2 separate regions of the Mus musculus genome follow, and region 1 is linked to region 2. Evidence: chromatin loops called from intact Hi-C (ENCODE). Cell type or tissue: left cerebral cortex. All regions are shown on one strand. Links, peaks and the distances in the headings refer to the core of each region. The heading gives the core; the rest is flanking DNA. Region 1 overlaps Adamts17 (a disintegrin-like and metallopeptidase (reprolysin type) with thrombospondin type 1 motif, 17). Region 2 overlaps Adamts17 (a disintegrin-like and metallopeptidase (reprolysin type) with thrombospondin type 1 motif, 17).

What was found. Hi-C counts contacts between places; a loop is a spot of excess contacts. Peaks named below come from ENCODE experiments on the same cell type or tissue, not always from the same donor. Only the 100,000 strongest peaks of a DNase experiment are listed, where the experiment ranks them.
Region 1: a loop joins it to region 2, with 4 times the contacts of the local background. A loop is called at or near these places in 2 of 42 quality-filtered maps.

The regions. Positions count from the first base shown.
Region 1 is chr7:66,861,598-66,874,044 of GRCm38, forward strand. All of the region lies in intron 3 of Adamts17 (a disintegrin-like and metallopeptidase (reprolysin type) with thrombospondin type 1 motif, 17), which reads left to right. Among named protein-coding and RNA genes, the nearest start is that of Gm33627, 28 kb to the left of the region's middle. In left cerebral cortex, for the core only: CTCF peaks have their summits at 5,557 (motif pointing left) and 6,448; DNase peaks (open chromatin) are centred at 5,603, 5,770, 6,072, 6,280 and 2 more places; H3K27ac peaks cover 3,761 bases.
Region 2 is chr7:66,928,753-66,941,199 of GRCm38, forward strand. The region is part of intron 7 of Adamts17 (a disintegrin-like and metallopeptidase (reprolysin type) with thrombospondin type 1 motif, 17); the gene reads left to right. Among named protein-coding and RNA genes, the nearest start is that of Gm33627, 95 kb to the left of the region's middle. In left cerebral cortex, for the core only: no CTCF peak of the experiment used is centred there; DNase peaks (open chromatin) are centred at 5,566 and 7,482.

The DNA.
Region 1 (12,447 bases), core at 2,096-10,095, 67 kb before region 2:
ACAACCACAACACTGACATAATGCATTGCTAGTGGAGGGAGGAGGGAGGAGGGAAAACCTGGCCAAACTAATAGAAGGGGCAGCAGTGATACTACTACCACACAAGCAGAGAAAAAACGTGGTACATGAAATAGAAAACAAAATTTAATATGGTATAAAGGAACTCAATATCACTGACACCATAAATACAAAAATATTCCCTTACCGCTGAACAGAGAGAATCCTGAATTGGGGTTTGTTCACAATTCAAATGATATTCCTTTATGTTGCTGTTGAAACAGGCTCACACCCACTCTATGGCCGAGCTGGGGACTGTACCAGAGCTCCTGCGTGGCGGGCAAGCACACCACCAACAGTACCACCTGCTCAGTGTGATATATACTGCCTTTTGTTTTCTCCTTTTATTTTTTTAAAGGATCATTTATTTCATATGGATGAGTGTGTTGCCTGAATGTATACCTGTGTACCCCATGTGTGCCTGGTGCCCACTGGGGTCGTCAGAGAGCATCAGATCCACTGGAACTGCTGAGTCTATGTGGGTGCTGAAGCCAAGCTTGGTCCCTCTGCTGCTGAGCCCCATGATGCTCTCCACCTGACTTTTTTTTTTTTTTAAATGTCCTCAGTCATCTTTATATTCTGTATTCTGGAGAGCTCTTTCCCATTGGTTCCCTAGATCAGTAGATTTCTCCCTCACTGGATCTAAACTATTTGGTCTTTCCTTGGGGTTTTGATTTGAACAATTCTGTATGTCTCAAAGTTCTCTTTCTCTCCAGTTCCATCTCTCATGGTGTCTTATTTCAGCTTTCTTTTACCTCTTATCACCGAACCGCATCTGAGCCTAGTCATATGATGTCTTTTTTGAGTAATTACTTATGAATTTCTTGAGGCTGCTGACTGATGTCACACATCCTCACTGGTCCTTGCCACTGGACAACATAACAAACAATGGCTTCTCACTGTCTTGGCACAAGTATTTGAACCTTTCAGCTGATGGATTCTTTTCTTTTTCTTTTTCTTTTCTTTTAAAGATTTATTTATTTTATGAGTACACTGTAGCTGTCTTCAGACACACCAGAAGAGGGCATTGGATTCCATTACAGATGGTTGGGAGCCACCATGTGGTTGCTGGGAATTGAACTCAAGACCTCTGAAAGAGCAGTCAGTGCTCTTAACTGCTGAGCTATCTCTCCAGCCCCGCAGCAGATAGATTCTTCAGATCACACCCCACTCACTCACTGTTCTGGGTGTGACATTTCTTTACATTTCTAATACCTGAAAATTTTGCCTTTTTTACTTTGCATTTGCTAAAGTGTTGTTTTAGCCCTTTCTGTCTGTCTGCTATTACAAAATGTTATAAGCTATGTAGCTTATGAGTAGTAGAGAGGACATCTGTTTCTTGGAGTTCCGAAATCTGGGAAGTCAAAGATACAGGCACTGGCAGATTGGGTGAGTGCTGATGGGCTTTTTCAGAGCTGGTGGCTCTCTGTGCTAGGAAAGAAGTTGCAATCAAGATTTGGGGAGTCTTGGTTGGAAGGAGTTTCTGATTCCCAGAAGTGTTGGTCGGGATGGGTAAAGGGACTGTAGCCCCCCAGTCTGATAGCTCAGACTCTACCAGGAAACGATGGTATTCAGATGTGGGCTGTCTTCTGTTCATTCTGAATTGATGGTAGGTTGCTTCATGGTCTGAGACTGGTACCTGGAGCCTTGATGGAATGTTGTCCATTGCCTGACTGCCTTCTGGCCCATCCTGTATCCCTCTCCATAGCCTCAGCACCTTTAATAGTTCTGCCATGACTCTGAGATTGAATAGAAACTTCCGCTGGTTTCTGCCCTTGCATCAGACAGAACCTGTGTGGGTTTTGTTCTGTCTCCTAGCAACAGGGCTTCCTTACTTCTCTATCCTTGGTTTAAAATGCCCTTGTCCTGGGTGCTCTGCTCTATTCCCATCCTCTTCTCCCCTGTCTCTAGAGGATCACTAAGCCAAGATGTCTACACAAGTTTCACAAAGCTGGGATGTCTTCACGTTTTTTCTCCCTTGTGTTTGGATTGGACAGAGGGATGAGCATCCGCTAGGCAAACCTTCCCCCACTGAGCTGCATCCCCAGGCCCTCTGTACTTCCTTTGGCTGCCTTGATATGCCTGACACCTTTCCACCCTGTAACAGCCCCATGCTATCTCCTCCTATGTCTGTCGCTGTCATACATCCGGCATTCAGCTGCCCAGCTTAGCATTGACCACAGAGGCTGCCTGTGACCCATGGCATGCCTGCCCCTACCAGCCAGACCCCAAAGGTTCTTACCCAATACTTTCCAGGCACTGGACTCAAAGTCCTAGTCTCTCAGTGTGCCCTCTCTCTATGCTCTCCCCTTTACTTCACGTCTGCTTCTTATTTTGGTAGAGTTGCAAAGAGCATTAGCACACCCACTGCCCCAACCCACCAACTGATATTTTCCCCAATTGCTTATGTGTTGATCCCCTTCCTGCCACCCTCCCAATCTTTCTATTTAAAACCTGCCTTGGTTAGCTTTGTCTGTCAACTTGAAACAAACCTAATGGCACCTGAGAGTAACCTCAACCCAAGGCTTGCCTCCATCAGATGCCCCTGGGGCATTTTCTTAATTGCTAGCTGACATAGGGGCGGGGGTCAGCCCACTGTGAGTTGTGCCTCCCGTTGGCAGGTTGGCCTGGGCTCTATAAGAAAGGTTGCTGAACATGAACCTGGAAGCAAGCCAGCGAGCAGTGTTCCTTCATGGTCCCCGCTTAGGTTCCTGTGTTCAGGTGTCTGCCCTTGGGTTGATGCATGGGCTGTAACCTTATTGGCCAAATGAGCCCGCCCTTTCTCTAAGTTTGTTAAGGTCAGCAATTTATCCCAGAAATGAAAGCAAGCTAGTGCACTACCCTTCCTCATGTACTTTCTCTGAGTTGCTGGCAGGCAATCTGCAGACCCCCTGTCCACCTTCATCTGCACGGTCTATACACTTCTGGAAGCTCATTCTCACCGTGGCAGTAAACCACGGTGCCGTTCACTGCAAATGCATGCATGTGTGTATGACATATATGCCCGAGTGTTGGCATGTTATGTGTGTGCATGGAGGACATCCGAGGACAGCATTTAGGAGCTGGTTCTTGTTCCTCTCCTGTCACAGTGGGTTCCCAGCTCACACCCAAGTCACCAGGCCTTCATGGCAAGTGCTTTCAGTCATGAAGCCATCTTGCTAGCCCCACAATTCAGCTTAGATTCGCACCTTGTGTTTGAGTGTCATGTCTCCCTACTCGTCTCCAATCTGGGTCAGCTCCTTAGTGTTTGTTTTTCTAGATATTTAATCTCTCTCTCTCTCTCTCTCTCTCTCTCTCTCTCTCTCTCTCTCTCTCTCTTTCTCTCTCTCCAGAAATGATAATATGGTAATATGGGATGTCTTGCTTAGAGTTACTATCACTGCAATGAAATATCATGACCCGAAGCAAGTCGGGAGGAAAGGGTTTATTTAGCTTCTGTATCTACATCACTGAAGGAAGTCAGGTTAGAAACTCAAACAGGAAAGAAACCTGAGGTAGGAGTTGATGTAGAAGCCCTGGAGGGATGCTGCTTACTGACTTGCTCCCCCATGACTTGCTCAGCCTGCTTTCTTATAGAATCCAGGACTCCCAGCCTAGGGATGACACCACCCACAATGGGCTAGGCCCAACCGTATCATTCACTAATTAAGAAAATGCTCAACAGGCCTGCCTGCAGCCCAGTCTTACAGAGACATTTTTCTCAATTGATGTTCCCTCCTTTCAGATAACTCTATACTATGTCAAGTGGCATAAGACTAGCCAACACAAGGATATCTGCAGGTTTACTTTTGTCTGGTGTTTCATCATAATTGTATTGGCAAGAGTTATGGGAAAGATTCTGTGTTCTCCTGGGTGGGTCTTACTGTAGGCACTGGCAGTCTGACTACATTCAGTGCTGGGTGAAGTTTGAGTTTCGAGGTTAACACAGGTCAAGTTTCAGTCTTTCCATATGCAGTTTTCCAGGAGCTTGGAGGAATTTCGAGATGATATAGATATCACAGGTATCGGATTCTGCTCCAGCTCTCCCTCACACCAGCATTGTCGTCTCTCTGGTCTTCCCTGTGTTCCCGTGAAGCTTTGAAACGCTGACTCTCAGAGGCCCAGCTCCTCTCCCACTCTTTCAGCTGTTGTCCTCCTGTAAGGAGGGCTTCTTTCTCTCCTCCATGACTTAGGGATTTACATTTGTGTGGACTTGTTGACTCCTTTTATTCCACAAATCCTCACTTATATGTATTTACTGTGATGCTCAAACTACCTCAGACTTGGCCAGTGAGCGTGTAATTGTTAGAAATTAGACATGGCTATTGTATTTTCCGATGGCTTTTAGAGCATTATGTAGACATGCATATGGTTTTCCCCTTAGATGTATTAATGTGGTCTATTATGTCAATGGTTTCCTAATATACCAACCTGAAAGTCCTGGGAAAAAAAGATCCCACTGGGTTTAGTTTATTATTTCCTTCAACTGATGGTAGATTTTTGCTTGCCAGAGTTTTACCTGAATATTCTACATCCATAATTTAGATGTATGTATGTGTCTGTGAAAGTGTGTTTATCTGTGACTGTGTATATCTATGTATCTGTGAATGTGTGTGTGTGTCTGTCTGTCTGTCTGTCTGTCTCACTTTGGACATTGACATGACACTGGCTCTATAAAAATGTGGACTTTTCTTCAGTGTTCTGGGACAGTTTATGAATCACACAAGCCGTCTGGTCTGCAAAGGTTGGTTTGGTCCAGTCCCTCCCGGAGCCATCCCAACATGGCACTCTTTGTGACTGGGATTCCTTTGAACTTTCCTCCTTTCATTAAAGCCGACCTGCTTACCTTTGTGTTTCCATGGAAACACTTCTACTATGTGATGTTTTCCTTACATCCTTACATCGTCACCCAACCTTTCCCAGAGAGGTGCATAAAGTTCCTCTTGTACTTGATGTATTAGGAAGTCATTCTTGCTTTAATGAGATTCAAACAAGGTTGAAGACGTTCTGGTCACACGGTCTTCGTATGTTCAAGGCAGACCTTTTAGCCAGGGAGAGACCTTTTTGGTCCATCTTTGTACTGCTCTTGGGTTTGGCGGCCCAAGTGAGGTACTGCTTGCTTATCTAGCAGGTCCACCCTGACAGCCTTCCTTGGTGTTCTGGAAAGCCTGGATGCTTTGTCTGTCTCCTGAGCATCGGACTTCGTTGTCTGCTGTTCATCATCTCAGCTGTGTCCAGGACACGCTGGCTTGGGGGCCACACTCAGCCACTCAGGCATCACTTTCCTATGGCTGCTATACCACAGACTCAGTCGCCTAAAATAACACAGACAGTTCTCTTCCAGTCTGGGAGGTCAGAAGTCTAAAATCATTTGCACTGGATGTCAGCAAGATGCTGGATGCTCTGTGAACGAACGGAATCTGTTCCCTCACCTCATCCAGCTACCACAATCCTTGGCTCACAGTCCCTCTCTGCTTCCTCCAGCTCCACAACCAGTGACATTTCTCACGCTGCGTCCCTCTGCTGGCTCTCTTCTGTAACTGAATGCCCTTCCACCTGCCTCAGGGTTCTAAAATGACATCTGCCGAGTCCCTGTCCCCACGCAAGATACTAGTTCCATGAGTTTTGGACATTAGGACATAGGCAACTTTAGAAAGCCTCATGCAACCCAGAAAGGCATTCGTTTGTTACTCCCACCTTCCTGCCAGCACAAAGTAACTTCTCCTTTCATATCTGTTCAGCGTGTTTCCGCCCAGAACACGACGATACCACCGGGGGACAAGCATAATGCTTCCGTCTCGGACATTGCTAATACTCTGTCTTGAGAGAGAGGCTGAAATATCAACACGGAGACAATGAGACAGAGCACCATGCCATTTTTTATGGCTGCCCCTGAACCCTTTTTTCCCACACACCATTCTGCCAAACAGAGGAGCTGGGCAAGCAGCTATGCCATCTCTCCCCGGTTCTCCTCTGGGCTCTTATGCAACTCACACCCATCCCACTTTAGTAACTCAAAGCAGAGAAGGCCTCCAGCTTAAATAGGAAAATCTGCCTGGCGCTGCAGACGGATCAAAAAAATGCATGGTTTATTATTTAAAGTGAGCACTGGCCGGAGCTGTCCAGGTGGCTCAGACACTTCTGGCAGCTGGTCCTCTGTGAGACTGGAGGAGGGTTGTGGCCCCTCAGAATGCCTGGTCCAGGAGGCTGGTACATGTATGGCCTACGTACTCGTTTGGTGTTCCAGACAGCAGTGGGGGGTGGGCAAAGTTCCTACCAGCTCTCCTTGAAGTGTCTGATTTTTGAATCAGCAGCATTCATGTTCCCTCCGAGGGAGAGAACAGACAAGAGCAGAAGAGAGAATGTGTGACCAAGCAAAGGAGTGTAGCAGGGCTTCCCTCCCAGCAGGAGGCCTCAAGCCAGAAAGTCCACCCGAGGCAGGGGCAAGAGTAATGGACTTAAAAAAAAGTGGCTTTAGGTTGCATATCCCTCCCCCTTCTGCAAAGAAGTCTAGCTTTTTCAGTACACTAATTTCTCATGGAAAATCCCAGAAAAAAAAAAAAAAGTCTCATCGGGACAGCTGCTGCCCAGTTTTGTTGGGCGATTTCCAGCCGCAGATGAAGTGGGCTCATTTTGCACAGCCTTCTTCCTAAGCAACGGGCAATTTCTTGTGCACAACCAGACAGGGAATTCACTGGCTGGAACTCTGGTGGGGTTGCACAAACTGCCTCCGGGCTGAAGGAGCCCTGCCTTCCTCAACCCATGAGTGAGCCATAGATCAAATCCCTGTCACTGGGTCTGAGCAGAGTTAGAGAATGAGACATAGGGGAAACCCAATAAAGCCGTGTGTTCCCGTCCGCTGGAGCAGAAAATGCCAGGCATCATTGGTGGCCGGCTTTGGCCGAGGGGTGGCCAGATCCCAGACCCAACTGTAAAGGGACACAGGGCTCTTCTGCATCTGCCTTGGGGGGCACCTCCTGTCTTGGCTGCACTTAGAGGATGGATCCTCCTTTCTAAGGAAATAGCCATCACTTAGAGATGGGACTTATGAAACGGGGTCCTGTCAGCACCCTGTTAGGGTGTGTCTTCTGGGCCTTCGTGGTTTATAGAACTACAACTTATCCCTAAAATGCAAACTGTTGACCCACCATGAAGGCTGACTTCACTATGGTGAAGGAGACTCTGTGTTTGGGGATGATAGTCAACAGGGCTGTGGGCCTGCTCTGCCCTCCAGGGTGTCATCTGAGTCACGTTTGGCCCATTGGTTTCTTTTCTGCGACACAGTTAATCATCCTGTTGGAGTTGAGTGTTCATGGCACACCAGGGCCCGGCTGTCCTGTCATGGGCCTGGTTGGTCTGCCTCTGTTTGACAAACTGCCTCCTTCAGTATAAACCTGTGTGTTCCAGCAGTGAGCCGACAGCCTAGCCACTGTGTTTGCTTGTCCTTGGGGCTTCACTGTCTCTTGTCAGGGAATCATCTCCCCTCTGTCTTTCTTGTTTCTCCTATCTTAACACTGCTGTCATTCATGTCATGTGTGTGTGTGTATGCATGTACACAAACATGCAATCATAACACCCCTCTCTTTATTACTAGTATACTAGACTAGTAATATACAAATATATACTAGTATATATTGCTAGCATATAGGCACAACCTCATGTACATTTTTAAATTTTATTTTTCGACAGTTTCATGTGTATGGAATGTTTTGATCATCACTCCATGGCTCTCTTGTCTCCCTTCCATTCTCTCTGAACCCCTGCTTCCTCCTTTTCTCCTCCTCCTCCTCCTCTGCCTCCCAGCAAATTCTTCTCCTTCTTTCATATCTTTTAGAAAAGGATCCACTGAGATCATTGAGGGTGTTTGCGTGAGCATGGTGGGTGGTAGTTACTGGAGTGTGAGCCACATAGACATGACCACACCACTGAAGGAAATAAAATGTCTCTCCTATCCCCAGCTTCTATTAACTGCTTATCAGCCAGGAGGCGGGCCCTCACTAGCTTTTCCTTCATCCACGAGGCAATGCTGGTGGGCCTGCTTGTGTGCAAGCCAGCTCAGTTGTTAACTCATGAGTGCAATGGCCGTGTCCTACCCACCCTAGGGCTGGCACTCAGCAGCCACTTGTTTTCATCAGACTGATAAGTGACCAGTCTCTGCCATATGAACTGCTGCCCACTGCAGAAAGGTCTTTGACCAAGGTGAGGACAGGGCTGCTCTGTGGGCATTATTAGCACGTATCCACTGGCTGTGCAAAGGGTTTCATAATGACATCACACGTGTGTGTAGAATGCATTTTGTAGATATCATCCCTCCGTTTTCTTCTTTCTTTCTTCTTTCATCCCTCCAACTTCTCCCCAATATACTTCTAATAATCCCCCTATCATGTTATCCCCATCACCCCAGGATTTCACATACAAGAAAAAAAATTCAGTATTTATCCTTCTGATCTGGCTTATCTCACTTAGCATGATAATCTCTGGTCTCATCTGTTTGCCTGAAAATGGCATGATGTTGTTCTTTATGGCTGACTAATGCCCCATTGTATGTGAGAACCTCATTTTCTTGCTCTGTTCATGCACTGGTGGGCACCAGACCCAGGCCACACACACAATACCACATCTTGGGTGTGTTGAATAGTGCCACAGTAAACAAGGTTGTTCAGGGATGTCTGTTGTAGGGCAACTGGATGTTTTGCGTGTCTGGCTGGAGCACATGGAAGTTCTAGTTTTAGACTTTGAGGGACCGTGGCTGCTCTAACTTCTATTGCCACCAGCAGTGAATAATAACATCTTTTCCCAGAGTCCTTGGCAACACTTGTTGTTTGTTTGTTTTAATAAGTCACTCTGACTACAGTCATATAGGATAACAATGTTGTTTTGATTTACAAGGTTGTTGTAATTTCCTGACAGCGAAAGATTTTAAGCACTTTTTCATGTGTTTATTGGGTGCTTCTTCTTGTTCAATTCATTGGCCCCTTTGCTGATTGAATCGTTTGCTATTTTGGTATTTACTTTTTGAGTTCTTTATATATTCTGTGTATTATCTCCCTGTTTCTGAGACAGAATATATACATGAAAGTGTTCCAGAGAAGGGGTGGCTTTGTCACATTTACCCTTTATATTTTGTCTACACACCTGGCTCCTTGTCACACTTTGAAAACCTAGTGTGAATGGGTGTGGGAGGCGGGGTGGGCTCCATGGCTATCAGGCCAGCGGATCTTAGGGGCCAGTGTCAGTCCTGGCTTCATCACACACTCCTGAGTAACCTTTGAAGAGTTTGTGGGGCCTTCAAGATGGGGCTGTTTGATGTCACAGGCAGTGGCGGAGGGCCAGCGAGCAAGAATGGCAGGGGGGACATTCTGTTGGTGTACACATTCCAGGCACAGTTGAAGCTGGACTGGGAGTTGGGAACATAGCCTTGCTTGGGACGTCAATGTTGAGACAGGTTCCCACCACAAGCAGATTGCCCTGCTTACTGTCAGGGCTAAAGAGCCACTGGCTTAGGGGACACTGTGACTTATGAGGACATAAGGACAGAGGTAGTGTCTATAGCCCAGTTTCCTTACCATAGATGAGCAGGACAGCATGTATCCAAGGTGTGCCCAGGTGAGTGGGAGCCACGTCCTTGTATCCCCAAGACTGGCCTCTTCAAAGGTTGGGCCAAACTTCCCTTGTTGAGAAAGTAACCCAGAGAAGCAGCCAGAGTGAATGAAGCTGGAGGCCCTGCCTGGATTTCTGTTTTCCTTTCCCATGACTTTTTCTTCCCCCCTCCCACCCCCCCCCCATTCCAGTGTGGACAGTAGAGACTTCTTGAAGAACATCCAGCTTGGAGCATATTAAAGAGCAGTTACTTGGAGTCTTACTACACCACTAGCTACCCAAAAAGGGAGTGTAGTTAGGAAAAAAAGCACAGGAGACAGGAACCACTCAAGTCATGGTGGGAACGCAGTGTATTAAAGGACTGTCAGGGAGAGTGTCTGTGACATTCTCCTCAGGGGACCTGAGGGTTCCACCAGCTCACAACCCATGGCATCTGTCCCTAGCTTCTCTCTGAGGGCTTCTGAGATTCACAAGTGTCTTTCTCCTGTTTCTCTCACAGCTGGCCATGACAGGCAGCCGTTGGCCTGTGTTCCAGACGGCTACACATCATTTCTGGATGCCAGATAAAATAAAATGCTTTATAATAACCTTCTGACGAGGCTCCACTGTAAGGCTCTTGTGCAGCATGTGTGTGAGCTGTCGGGGGCGGGGGGTGGGGTGGGGTGGGGTGCGGGGGAGGGGTGGCAGCTTCTACATGGCTGTGATGCTTTCCAAAATAGATGCTGCTGAACAGTTGTTTATAAAGTGAGATTTTTGTAAAGCGAACCAAACTTTAAATTAAGTAGATGAATTTACCATTTAAAAGCAATCTGGAACCCTCCCACAGAGGGGAGGGGCTTTTGGCAGGATCGGAACCAGCTGTTCAGAGTGTGCTTGTCCGTCGATTATTGTATTTTTTTCCCCTTCCATACAGAATTATAACCGTGTAAATCAGATTTCCGAGTCTGGGGCTCAGAGTGGGACACCTTTATGTACGAACAAGATTCTTTCCCAGTGTGGCTGTCTCAAGTATGCATGGCCCCATGACAGCTGGCGGACTGACAGCTTTCTTCCACAGCTAGGGGTACAGCCTCTGTGCAGGGGGCCTGTGGGTGCTCCCACCGCATGCTGGTCCACATGGACACAGGGGTGCCAGCCACACACATGGCACCAGGCCACCCACATGACACCCCGTCCCTGATTCCGCTCTCTCGAGTGTTCAGCTGGCTCCACCTGTGAAACCGTGATTCCTGCCGTAGCTGGATAAGCATGAAGGAGTGTCTTGAGGAGAGATGCATGGGAGGTTAAGACTCAAGTGGAAAATCTGTTAGGGAGCTCTAAGCATGGCTGGACCTGGGGTTTGCAGTAACGTGGAGGTTTGCTTCTCTTGCTTTGTCTGCCTGATTCCCCCCATGTTGGCTTTACTCTCTAGCAGCAAAGATGGCCTTCTATGGTTCAGGGTGCTTTCCCTCTGCGTTCCTATCCCTCAAGGGTTTTTAGTGTGTCAGTGTTGGTGGTGAAACTTTTAAGAGGTGGGACTTAATGGTGACCAGGACATGAAGAGGAATTAGGTAGTCCTCATGGCATCCTGGTCTTGTTCTGGCTTTATCTTTCATCAAGTGATCTATTTCTCTTTATGTGTGTTTATACCATTATGATTCCATATTCAGTGAACTCTTTCCCAGAGGAGAAACCCTTTAGATCTATTTTCTTTATAAGATACCCAGCTTTGGTGTAGTTTGTTGTGCTCACAGGAGATGGACTAATACATGGAGCCTGGAAGTTGCAGCTTGTGTGGTTTTTGGTACCTGTGAGCCAGTCACATCAGACTTCCTAAGAGGGTGTGAATGGTCCTACTTGTGTCCTGTGTATATCCTGGGGCCTATTAATATATTTGTTAATGTATAGTCCTTTCTTCTGTTCCTATAGCAGTGATACCATTAGGTTGGGCTGGTTATAGATAATTATATTGGGTGTGGTCCCCAAAACAAGGAGACAAGGGGGTAAAACTACCCTTTACTTGGCATAGATAGTTGTGTCAGTCTTTCTTCTTGGGTCAGATTTCTGGAGGGGCTCTGGCCACTGATGTTCATAATGTGTTTTGCAATCCCTAACTTCCCCCCTTAGCCATATTATTCCACAGGCAGTGAGAGAATGAAGTGACATTTGAGCTAGGACAGCTCACATGTGACTGTAATTCCAGTTCCAGGGGATCCAACACCCTCTGCTGACCCCTTTGAGCATCTGCATGCATGTGATGCAGATAAGCTCATTTAGGCTACACACTCATGTACATAAATACATCTTTATTATAAGTGATTATAACCCCACAGCTGGCCAAAGACCTCTAATGTATCTGATAACGAATGTGCCCGTTAAGATGCCTGAAGAATTCCAACTGCTCAGTAATAAAAAGACAGTTCAGTTCTTACAAGCCAGCAAAGAAAGGGCTGGAGAGGTAACCCAGTCAATATGGCGTTCATCTCCCAAGCTCAAGGACACCAGTTCCCTCCTCAGAACCTATGCATTAATTTTTAAAAAGCTGAATATTGTGGCACAAGCTTGTAATCCCAGTGGCAAGTTTGTCTGTAGTAAAGTGCAGGCATGTACACACACACACACACACACACACACACACACGAGCAAAGAGCTCAAATGACTCTACAAAGGATAAAATACAGACAGTCAATCAATATATAAGATGCTGAGCACTAAGGGCCACCAGGGAAATTTAAATCAAAATCACCCGGAGACACTTCGCAACTACTCATAGAACAACTAGGTTATAATTAAAAAAAGAAGGCCACTAATGAGTGTTGACAGGGTTCAGAG
Region 2 (12,447 bases), core at 1,996-9,995:
CAGAAAGTCTGTCTGTCTGTGTCTCTTGCTCTGTGTCTCTATCCTATGTGTGTGTGTGTGTGTGTGTGTGTGTGCGCGCGCGCGCGTGCCAGTGCCATGGCAGAGCCACCCTCTCAGCATATATGAAGCTCTGGGTTCAATACCTGGCCTGACAAGACATTCAAAACACACACACACACACACACACACACACACACACACACACACACAAATCTGAAGAGGAAAACCGGGAAGCCCCTGGTACCCTTGCCTTTTTTCCCAGAGAATCCACTGGGTGTGGCGGCTGGAATCGGCTCATATCTCTGCTCTTCCCACACCTGTTTGCCTCTGCTTCTCAGGTTGCTGCAGCTGGAGGCGTGCACACTGTACAGCCCAAGGCTCTCTTCTCAAGCATCCAGGGTGCTATTCCGTGTCAAAAACCAGTTGACCAGACTGCTTCTTTCCCCAAGTTCCTGCTGCCCTTCTCTTGTTTGCTTTCATAATATTCCAGATATTTTCTATTGTCTCCTGTACCCCATGGTTACAAAATCAAACAGGACAAAACAGCTGTGCAAAGGCGGTGGAGGGGGGGGGTGGGATTCAGGAGCAGCCACGATGGCTCATCTCTCTCCTTGGCTCGGCTGCTGATTAAATGGAAGGGTTCCCAGAGAGGCAGCAGAGAGGCCGGGGAGTCCCTGGGGTTAGCCTCACAGGCCAGTTGCAGCAGTTCCCGAGCCATAGAGCTCTGGCTGCCAAGATAAACATAAGTTTTGAGATAAAGTCCCAACCCCAAGAGATTTTCATTTTGGAAAAGGAACCTGTAAGACAGTCAGTGTGTTGGAGGAGGAGGCACGTTTGCCCACACCCAATTCTACAAGCACTGTGTGTGTGTGTGTGTGTGTGTGTGTGTGTGTGTGTGTGTGTAAGTCCACAGGAGCTAAGAATGCAGGGGTTATAGTCGGGGCTAAGGTAACGGGGAAGAAGTGGAAGGAGGTGGTCCCTGGAGACAGGTCTCTTGACCATCGTGAGACCTGGGGCGTAAGCCCTTCCCACTTCCCTTCCCTCCTGAATATAACTGTGATGGGACATCAGACAAAGTGGTGGGGATGAAGCACAAGACCAATAGGCAGCATTTGTCACAGAGCCTGCCTCCCTTGTAAAAAGGGTGTGTGATTCTTATAAACTGCTTAGTACTTGGGAATATGATTCAGTGTCGGAGGCTTATCTACCGTGCCCAAGGCTCTTGATTGGATGCTAGTCCCTGTACTGTGAAACCAAAATGTAGTGGTTAACCTGACATTCTATTGGCTTTATTTCTGCCAATCCATGATCCATGCTTTGAACCTACCATGAGTCTCTTCTTCTCTATTACCAATGTGGTTGGAGGTTAGAGTCTGCCCCCTGACAATCCTAAAAAGCTAGGTTTAGCCACCTTTCCTCAACAAGCCAATTAAACAGGCAAGCAATGGTGAAAAGCAGAAAAAGAAGACTTATTCAATATGGCCACAAATAAAGAGGTCATTTTCTTGGTTCTATTGTGAGGTTTAAACAGAGAGCTAGAGGTGTATATAGCTAAGCCCCTGTCCAAGACCTAGGCCAGCCTACTCCTGATCCATCATGATCCTAGCTCCATTCTCTTTTGCAAAATGGATGAAGAAGTAGTCAGAACTTGTGAAATCTCTTTCCCAGAAATAAGTTCCTTCTCTGGCAGCTCCAACATGTGATTCTTGGTGTAGTTACAATTTCCTGGGGACCATTGTTCAGTAGTCTCATGTCCATAGGGAGGGCACAAGAGTCTTCTTAGAATATCCTCATTCCTCCTGGGATGGACACGTAACTTTAACACGCGCTATTAAGACCCCCTTTAACCATATCTGTCACTTCCTCTGGTCCGAGCTGTATCAGGTTTCTTCACCCACTGTAGCCTTCTCAACAGCTTATATGTAGCTAGAGGGGACCTTCAAAAAATCTAAACCCTCAGTCTGGAGAGGTGGCTCCACAGTTAAGAGCACTCACTGCTTTTCCAAAGCACCAGTGTTCATTTTCCCACACACCACGTGGATCATTACAACCACCTGTAACTCCAGCTGGAAGGGTGTAACTCTCTCTTCTGGACTTCTCGGGTATACATGACACACATGTACACATGCATGTGTGTGCTCACGCATGCCCATGCTCGAACACACACACACAGAGATAAGACTTGCAAAAAAAATCTAAATAAAATAACACAGGTTCCTCCAGCAGGTTTCTAGCATATTTAGAAGAAACCCCAGAGACCCATAGGACCCCCCCCCCCAATACATGGTTCCTTTGCTGATTTAGTTCCTGCTTCTTAAGCGCTGGGCCACCTGCACCAGCCACACCTACCTTCTCCTCCTCCCTCCTTCTTGAGTTCGTCTTCATCTTGAGCCTCACCCTTACTGTTCTGAGTATGACATGTTCTTCCCCTGACATCTCTGGGGCCCACTGTTTCCCTCTTGGTTCTCCATTCAGCCAGCATCCAACAAGTAAGGCCGAAGCAGCCTTTCCACTTCACCCGAAGCTGCCTGACGGCCTCTAGGATGAGAAAGCAAGCCTCCTGGGGTACCGCTGCTGCTCTCCACACTCTCCTGTGTTTCAGCAGCAAGCATGTGAGAGAAGCTACTGTTTATTGGACAAATACATTTGGTTATTGCTATGGGGCTTGTCCTTAAAGGTCCCAAGGCCTGTGCCTTGCAGTCTCAGTTCCCAGCCTGGGGCCCTGTCAGGAATTGGTAGAACTTTTAGAAGATGGGTTCAAAGGAGGAAGCCTGTTTTATGAAGGTAGTGCCCTTGAAGGGGATGTTTGGATTCTGGCCTCTTCCTCTCTCCTTGCTTCCTCTCTGCCATTAGGTGAGAAGGCCTCCTCAGCCATATTGTCCCATGATGATATCCTGTTCTCCACAGGCAACAGGGCCAAGCAATGATAAAGTCAAGCCATGAGCCAGAAATTAAACCTGTTGTTCCTATAAACTGATTGATTTAGGGTTTGTCGCACCAATGGGAAGCTGACTAACACATCTATTTTCATGACAATGACTAAGACAGTGATGGTCTGGTCACCTCCTAGGGACTTTGCAGTCCTTTTTATGATTCTTGCTTTACTGTTTTACAAAAGGACGAGGGAGATAATGTCACAAAAGGTTCTTAATACCATTGTGTATTATAAGTAAAGAAAGTCCAGATTTAACTGACATTTGTCGAATTTTGCTGCCATCTGTGATAGTTAATATTGTCATCCTCACAGAATCTAGAACCTGACAGAATTTATCTAGAAACCCTCTGGGCACTCCCTGAGGGATTTTGTATTCCAAGTTAGTCAGTACAGTCAAGTTAGATATAGATTAGCTTAACTGACTGGGGTAAGAAGACCTGTCCTCTATGGGCAGCACCATGCCCTAGGCTCTGTTCCTAGACTGCATTAAACAGTGAGAGGAAGCCTACCATCCCTGCCTGCTGCCATGTCTGCCCTCACATGGAATGATCACCTAGAACTGCAAGCCACAATAAACCACCCTCTCTCCCTCCCTGAAATTACTTCTTCTCAGGTATTTGCTCACAGGAATGAGAAAAATAATCTAAACATCTTCCCTTTGCTAAAGAAAAGTAGATAGTGTGCCACGAGGCTTAAGAGTGTTCTCTTCCATTTGTGGGACATGAGTAGTCCTCTGCTCTGAAACCTTGGGCAGTTAATTAGTTTAACAGTTCTTAAAATGTCCCTAACCTGGTGTCTCTACCTCAAACACTGCCATGAGGAGTTAGTGGGATCAGACACGGGCACATTGTCTATGTGGATTTATGGGCCAAGTCCTTCCTATTACTCAGGAAACAGGCTTGTGTTGGGGGCAGATGACTTGTACAGTTTACAAAGAAGAACTGAGCAGGGGCAGCCCATGACTTGCTGAGGTGAAACCTTCAGTGCTGAGAAACAGTGGGGAAAGGTAGACATTACCCAATACCTCCCCCCACACACACACAGGTCTATTTTCAGAAGGAAGTTGGCTTGTTGGATGATGTTTAGACCTTGTTGGATGATGTATGACTGGGTAGTCTGGCAGTACAGTACATGAATATAGGTCTCAAGTCACTGTTTAGCCCTCAGACATCCAGAGCTGAGTCCACACCAGGCCTTTAGCCTCATCTCACTTTGGGGAAAGGAATGAGACTTTGAGGGTAGAAGTGGCCACAAAAGCAGTCAGCCTCTGTCTGCTGTGACTCCCTTAGGAGCCAACGGTCCCAGGGAGGTGGATTGCTTTCTAAAACCGGGCCAGTTTTTGTTGGCTCTCCTGAGAAAGCTCCATATCCTGAGATTTATAATGAATCTGGAGCTGCCACGGGCCAGGTACCCCAGCCCTACCCAGTTCTTCTATCTTTCCAGCATAGAACATAAAGTTTCATTACTTCATCTGTACACTCTTAAGAGAATCCAAGTGAGGCCAGGGTCACCCCTATTCATTTTGTGAATCTAGTAAGTTGTAGAATAAGTCTAATTCCTAAGTAAGGTGAAGGCTTGGGACTTAGGCATGGAGACGGAGAAAGAGAAGTGGGCCAGGGGTTTATTCTGCATCTGTGCTCAGCCCTGATTAGGCTCAAAGGCAGGAAAGTGATGAGGACCGAGGAGAGGTCACTCCCCAGGATGGCTGTAAGATGACATCATGCCATCAGGGAGGAATCCCAGGCCAGGAAGCGTGCCTGCATGGTTCAGAAGGAAGCAGCAGACAATAGGAGACCTTTTTGGATGAGATTCCATGAGTTCAGGAAGAGCCCGTGCAGCTGGCCAGCTAAGCAAATGATGCAGAACTGCCTCCAGCCCTAAGACAACCCTGGGCATGCTGGGAAAGGACAGTGTGACAATTGTCCCAGAGAGAGCCTTTTAAATCCCAGTAAGACATAGGTTTACAAAGCCAGGGCAAAAGTGGCTTGCTCACAGGTGGTCTAAGGAGATAGGACCATACTACCAACAGTAATGGCTCGCCTCTTCCTCCCACATCCCTGCAGGGCCCTGTGTATGAGAAGTGCCTGGTGTTGCTGTAAGAAGGTGATTATTGTCTGGGGAGTTCCAGTGGCTGCTGGTTTATGACATAAGAACCTTTGGCACACAGAGAAATGGCCTTTAATGAAATAAGAATAAGCCAAAGAGTGAGACACGAGGGTCACTGCCAAGAGCCATATCTCCAAAGCCTCAATTAAACTTTCCATTGAATTATCTAGTGATAAGTAGACGTGCCTTGAGGATTTCATTGTCTTTGATAAATGGCATGAGTTCAAAACTTAAAGCATCGAGTGCCATAGCATGACAAAGCCCTGGAAATAACGAGGCAAACCATTGCTTCATACAGAGGTACTTCAATTACACCCCAGCCCCCAGTGCTTGTTTTAAAGACTGTTTGGGGTTATTTGTACCCTGGGATGTGCGGGCGTTCAGTCTGCATTCCGTTGGGAAGGGTTTCCAACAACACAGTTCCTTCTGGTGCCAACAGTTTTCAGCACCCGGAGGAAAGGGTGGCTGCCTTCCAAGGCCTACCTTGCTATGTTACTAATCCCCCTCTTCCTCCCTCGTGGACCATTCTTGTCTCCTGGCTGCTGGGAGACAGAATGATGGCTTCCTAATTGGGTCCCCAGGCAGAGTCACAACACCTGTGTCTGGGGGTGTTTCATATAAACAGTGGGCTTTGCATCTGGGGTAAGATGAGTTTCTGTGTTTGTGCATGTGTGGGTGTAGAACTCTATTCCTGTCCCTATCTTTCTCCTGAGCATTCTTGTTATCCATGAGGCACCTTCATGAAAGCAATAAAACCTTGCCTTTAAAACACAGCTCTCCCTACCCACAAGCATTTGCTGAGCTATTGAACTGAAAGCAGTGTTAAATTGTAGCCATTTCTGTCCAGCCCAGTAGTTGGGCCTAAGACAGATGCTATGGAGGTGCGCTAGGCAGCTGGACTCCCTTATCTTTTGGGAACTATGTGGCCGGTATGCTGTTGTTTGACAACCATTCTGATTACAACCTATTCCCTCCCCTGCTTGATCTCGGGAGTGACCATGGGCCTCAGACGCTTCCCTCTGGTAGGTTTGGAATTGATCTCTGCACCTCCCTGTCATAGACTCCTCCTCCAACTCTGTACCAACATCCGAAGAAAGTTACACACAAGGATCTGTTCGTGTCTAGCCTGCCTTCAGCTATAGATACTTGTCTGGTGGACCTTATAGAACCTAGAAGTCACCTTCAGGGAAGGCACTGTGAAGAATGGGTGCCATGCGGGTGGCCTCCACGGGCACCCTCTGAGATATGTTTGTGTTAGTCAACTGTTTTCTCAGTTAAGATGCTCTGCTTATCCCCAAGCTTATACAGGCGTGACCAGGAAGTCTAGTTTGGACAGTTGGAAGTGGAGCACTGTGAGCCGGAGCTGACAAAGGCTGTGCCAGTCCGTCTGCCTGAGCCTGGGATGGGGGCTGGCACGGATAAATGCCTTTTCTCTACCCTGATTCTTTCAGGTGACCTTGTGCAACACTCTAGTGCTAGCCAAGAGAGCAGTGCTCGCCTCTCATCGGAGCAGAGTCCACCTACTCACTGGGCCTTAGTACTCTGACACTAGGAAGGTTCCTTGCCTTTCCTGTTCACTGTCTGTGGGTAAATGAACATGTGTGTGTGTGTGTGTGTGTGTGTGTGTGTGTGTGTGTGTGTGTGTGTGTGTGTTCTGGAACTCACTCTCTAGACCAGGCTGCCAGGCTGGCTTTGAACTCACAAATATTTGTCTGCCTCTGCCTCCTGAGTGCTGAGATTAAAGGCATGCATCACCACTGCCTGGCTCACATTGGTTTTTTTAAATAGAGTCGTTGACCTGGAGCTCACACCGTGCGTGCTGCGTGCGTTAAGCTAGCAGGCTGTGGCCAGTGATCCCTAGGGATCTGCCTACCTTTAACTGCCAGCACTCAGATGGCAAACGCAGGTCCCCACGCCTAGCTTTTTTATGTAGATGCCGAGGACAGACATCAGCTCCTCACCCTTGCTGTCAGGCACTTTAATGGCTGAGCTGTCTCCCCAGTCCCTATCTGGTCTTCAAAGGAAGCTGCTTGCCCTTGGTCAGGTGAGGAGGACTTGGTGTCTGCTTCTCCTGAGACCCCGCTGGTGTGTATGTTTTCTGGTATGGGGTGGCAGCATCAACTGAATGTGTGTTCCCTTGTGGAAAATTGCGTAGTTCTGTGTAACCGAGGAGCTAACAGTCCAGGAGAGTCTTCTCAGTTTAGTGGGAAAAGCTTTGCTCTAGTTTCGAATCCACAGCCCCTCTGCCTATGGGAAAACTGGGTACCAGCTTTTAAACTATACAATAAGGAAGCAAAGGCCACTGAAATGAACGTGGTTGTCCCAGAGGCCTGGATGTCAGCAGAAATTCCAAGGCTGGAATTTTCAAGGGAAGGCACAGACAAGCCGCTCACTACATGGTGGAATTGGAGCAGTGGCCTGTGGAAGCTTGGCTCACAGCCATCTCTTCCATCAGCACTTGGAATGGGTGCATTGATGTTTAGAGTGAGCAGGGTGGGGGTGAGTTTCATAGCCTGAAACAATCTTTTGTGCCCTGTTCTCATACTGTGGGGGCTGCTCAGAACCTCCAACTGCTTGGGCTTCTTGTGTCTACTGAGAACATGGTAAGCTACCATGTTGGAGTATTCAAAGAATGATTCTTTAGAGCCATGCTCTGTATGAAGCCGGCAGCCAAGATTGTTCCCCATATCATATCAGACTCCGTGCTGACAATGCTGGCTGCAGAGGGGCCTGGAGTAGCAATGGACATTGGCGCAGTGATTACTCCCTTCAATCTGAAGCTTCATGGGAGCGTTACCCAGCATCTCTTCCTGCAGCATCACAGGCAAGAGGGCATGGGCAGTGATGCAGATGTGGCCACGCCCCCTCAGGTCTCCACCTGCCTGCTAGCAGACCAGGACATGAGAGAGCTAGCGAGCCTTCTGCCAAACAGACAGGTCACCCCAACTTCACTTTGGCACAGGGTCCTATAGCTCCCCGGCAATGCAGCCCTTAAAAGAGCTTTCTAGGAGTGGTATGTCAGTGGTAGCCTTTGCCAGCATGTACCACTTCCTCAGTTTCCTGTGGCCACTCACATCAGGATGTCTACTGAGGGCAGACTGTCATCCACCTTCTATCAAGACCATATTCTGATCACCCTTACATTTGAGCATTCCTCTTCCCTTGAGGCAAGAATATATTCTAGGGGCTGGTTAGCTCACTTCCTTGCCAATCCCTTTAATTCTCTTTTCTGTTGTGGTAACACAACTGCCCTAGACCAGGTAACTTTGTAAATAGTAGCGCTCATTTGGGGTTAAAGTGCTGGGAGTTGGGAATCCAAGCATGTGGTATTGACATCTGGCAAGGGACTTCTTGCTACAGTACAACACAGAGTCACATGGCAGTATGCAGCAAGCATGCTAACTTAAGCCCCTCCTCCTTTTCTCATAAAGCTGCTAATGCTGTCACAGGGGCCCCACCCTTATGTCCTCCATCCCACCTCAAAGCAGGACGAACAGGAAGTTGGGGGTTACCATGAACCTTTGAAGCACTTAGCTAATGAATTCACTGGGGTTCATGAACTCTTGATCTATTCAATGCTGGTGTCACGCACACATGCACGCATGACCAATCTGGAAGTGCCCATCCACAACTTTTGGTCTGCACAATGGTGGTTGTTTCTGTGGTTTAATGAAGGCAGGTTCATATTCATTTTCCTTTAAAGGGGAATGGAGGGAAGAGAATGAGGTGGGATTTCTGAATCAATGTGGTTCAATTGTTAGGTTCAACAGTAAGGACTAGGAGTACAAGGGGTTCCTGGGGACTTCTGATGGAAAGGGTGTGGGTATTCTTATCTTTACCAGCTGGTGTCTGGCACAGCTCCTAGCATAGAAGGTAGGACCCATCTGCATGAAAGTAGGACAGTTTTGTATGGAGCTGGGGCAAAGGCTGAACTTAAGACCATACAAAACCCAGGGTGAGCAGCCAAAGAGACTGATGATAAATGGACATATTGAGAGAGCAGCAGGACTTATCAGTATCCTGGGTAGGGACATGGGGCAGCTGAGGACCCTTGTGGCAGAAGAGGCCAGGTAGAGACAGCTGCTCCTTCCTGCTGACTGTCCGTCCAGCACCTTCACCTTGGCGACCTTCGAAATGTCAGATGGGCATCGTGTATTTGTCTCACTGCATTGCTCTGAGTCACAAAACCCAGTGTGAACCCCACACCATTGTCATTGTTGAGAATCAGCATTGTCTGTGATTTAAGGTCATCTTACAACTCTGCTCCGAAGCTGTATCAGGGCAACTCACACGCTGCTGCTGCCTTTCCGGGTACATTTAGCCAGTAGCTTCCCTTAGACAGACCACTGATTTCTCCGCATCTCAAGAGGCCTCCATGCGCCTCTGTGCACCACCTTTACTGGACGTCCATATACTTTTCTCTCCAGACCATCCCTGACCATTAATTTCTATGGGGGAGAGGGAGGGTCCTCTCCCATCGCCAATCTTTTTTTTCTTGTGTGTCTCTTTGTACCATGGGTCCAGTGGCAGTGAAGTTTCCATGACCTATTGTGAAGGGTACAAATATGTGTTTCTGGTGTTGCATGCCTGGAATTTCTAGGGCTTTGTATCTTGGGGGATGCTATGTCCTGACAGCTAAGTAGCCTACAGCTGCAGTGTTTCTCAGCTGTGGACCCTGGCCGTCTTGAGCGCATTCCCCATTATGGAGGGACTTCTCAGAACAGTAGCTCCCATGCTTTAAGCCCCCACTGTCCAGATCTGTTTCTGAGGCTGTTTGGGAATTTCTTCTAGCTTTCTTTTCCCTCCTGGGGCCTCCCATAAGCAATGCCCTGACCTTTGGCTACTTGGATGAAATTTTAGGCATTTTCAGACATGAGAATGATTCTGTATGTTCTCCATTTATGAGAGGAGAGAGGAAGTATTTTTCCAATTCTGTAAAATACCTGCATGTCCCTATGCTATGATAAATAAAATGTTTTTACTTACCAAGGCTTGTGCTATAGTACATAAACATTTTTCTAACAGGGGAGCCATTGGGGCTGCATCTTCTGCTATAAACGGTAGTTAAAAGATCTCTTTTGGAATCCAAGCTCCCTCACCCGAGATGCTTGCTGCTTTGGGGGGTGGGGGGGTTCCTCCATCCAGGTGAATGTGACTCTCCTTTGTAGGGTTCTTGAAGTTACCTGACTAGTTTCACAGCTTCCTTTGCTGCCTGCTCCTCAAATCTGTAGGTGGCCCATCCCTGGCAAGTAGCAGAATTGTAGGGAGCCCTGATTTGGCCCCTTGGGCTCTCTGTTAACTTGAGGGAACTTCCCCCCCCCCCGCCCCGCCCCATAGCTCCAGTGATGGACAAAGCATTCTCTGTCCCTTGACATCTTTGGAAATCTAATCCAGCCAGAAGGGTTAGGCAGATCTGAGGGGTTGCTAGGCAAACAAAGGCCTTGTGAGGAACTAGACCCTTATAAGCCAAGAGAGTATTTTGCCTCCACAATAAGCAGTATTTTCTCTCTTAAATCCCTTTCAAGTCTGCCCTCCCCCAACTTGAGAATTCGTAGTGACGGAGTACACAATGACAGAGTAACTTTGTGTGCTTTTACTCCTGTCAGCGCTTAAATGTCTGGTTTCAGAGGAAATGGCCACGATGAACTCCCCCACCCCCACCCCAACTAGGAGAGGAGGCAGCGTGCTCATCAGTCTCTGAGTCTCAGGTTTGAAGTGTTCACTGTTTGATTGCATAGCCTGTGGTCGGTGGTGTAGACATCCCTACATGCAGGGGACATCTCAGGTTAGGTGTCCGGCTCTTTGCCCTACTCCTGATATGTCTTGGGAGGGCAAGGTTACTACTTTACTGGCCCCACGCCGGGCACTTAGGGCCACACAGGGCCACTGAACTAGAGAGGTGGGCACGTATCCATGCAAAAGCAAAGGTGCCACATCCACCACAAGCTTATTTTTGTTTCGTTTTTAATTTCTTTTCTAATATTGAAGATGAAATGTACTGTCTCGGACACATATGACTGTCTGGAGGGATCTAGCAAGTTCCAGCCAACATCTCTGTAGGAGCATCCTGTTGCTAGGTTGATGGCTTCTCCCTCACATAGTTTCCACCATTTCTGGTCCCCTCCCCCCTCTGATGCTTAGTGGTAGTGGCCATTATGCATAAGTGCGTGCTGGTGCTCATCATGGGGCAGAGTGAGAGGGAGGGACCTGCTTCTTTTCTCTTTATTGAAAATGGGGAGGTTGAAGAATAGAGTGGAGAGGGTAAGAATTTCAAGAAAACAATAGGAATGTATTCCTTTGTAGAATTAAGTCACCAAAGACTTTTGCCACTGAAGTGCGATCAAAGGGCATGGGGGAAAGGGTCAGTGGTTAAAGCACTTGTCATGCAAACATGAGGGAAAGAGTTCAGATCACCAGGACCCACATAAGTGCCAGGTGAGCATGGCAGAACACCTGTATTCCAGTCTCAAGAGCAGGGTGCCTTGCAAGATTAGCCGTATCAGCAAGCTATGGGTTTGATTGAGAGACCCTACCTCAACCAATAAGGAGGAAGAACAATGGAAGATGATTCTTGATATCAGCCTTGAGCCTCTACATATATGTACACACATGTGCAGGTGAATTCACATACATGTAAACTATACACACAGCACACACATATAAATGGAAAAAGAAAAAGAAATATTATCAGAGTTCATCTATAATAGGAGACCATTATACAAGCAGTTACCATACCCTAAGACACTTACCTGGTCCCCAGAACATTTGAGTTAGTGGCTCCTGCCCTACAAGGGCTGTTTCTCATTGTAGGGCCTTTTGGCTTTGAGGGAGATGGTTTTCCACTGACCTACTGACATACTGCAGACCATTTGTCCTCCCTGGCTCTGCCCATAAATGGCTTAGCCATTACAAATAGCCCTACCCCAAGATGTCCAAACTTTGCCTAGGTAGAAGCCCAGACCTCTTGGGCAGCAGTGTATGGCTAAAGCCCATGGGTTTTCTATGAAGAGGCTGTGGCAACCACTTAAAGAAACCAGCCCATGTTCTGCTAGCTTGGCACCAAGGCTAGTTAGACTAGCCTTCTCGAGGGCAGGCTTCCCGGGATTTCAAAGGATAGTACAGAACAAAGTCCTCCCTTGTTCTTATCAGGTCTTTGTGTTCTGACATGTCATGGTCCTTTTGATCCAAGTGAGCTGGCAGGAGCATCCAGCTTGCCCGCCAGTATGGTATTTGGAACAATCCAAAGCAAGGTGCCCAGACTTACACAGAGTTGTCTGCCCAGTGTGGCACCTCCACAGTGGGTACCTGGCGCCCTGTTTCCTTTCCAAGATCAGTTCAGGTGTTTATAGAGTAGTCTACATTGAGGTTTTGGTAGCTACAAAGAAGTAAGCATGATGTGAATTGCT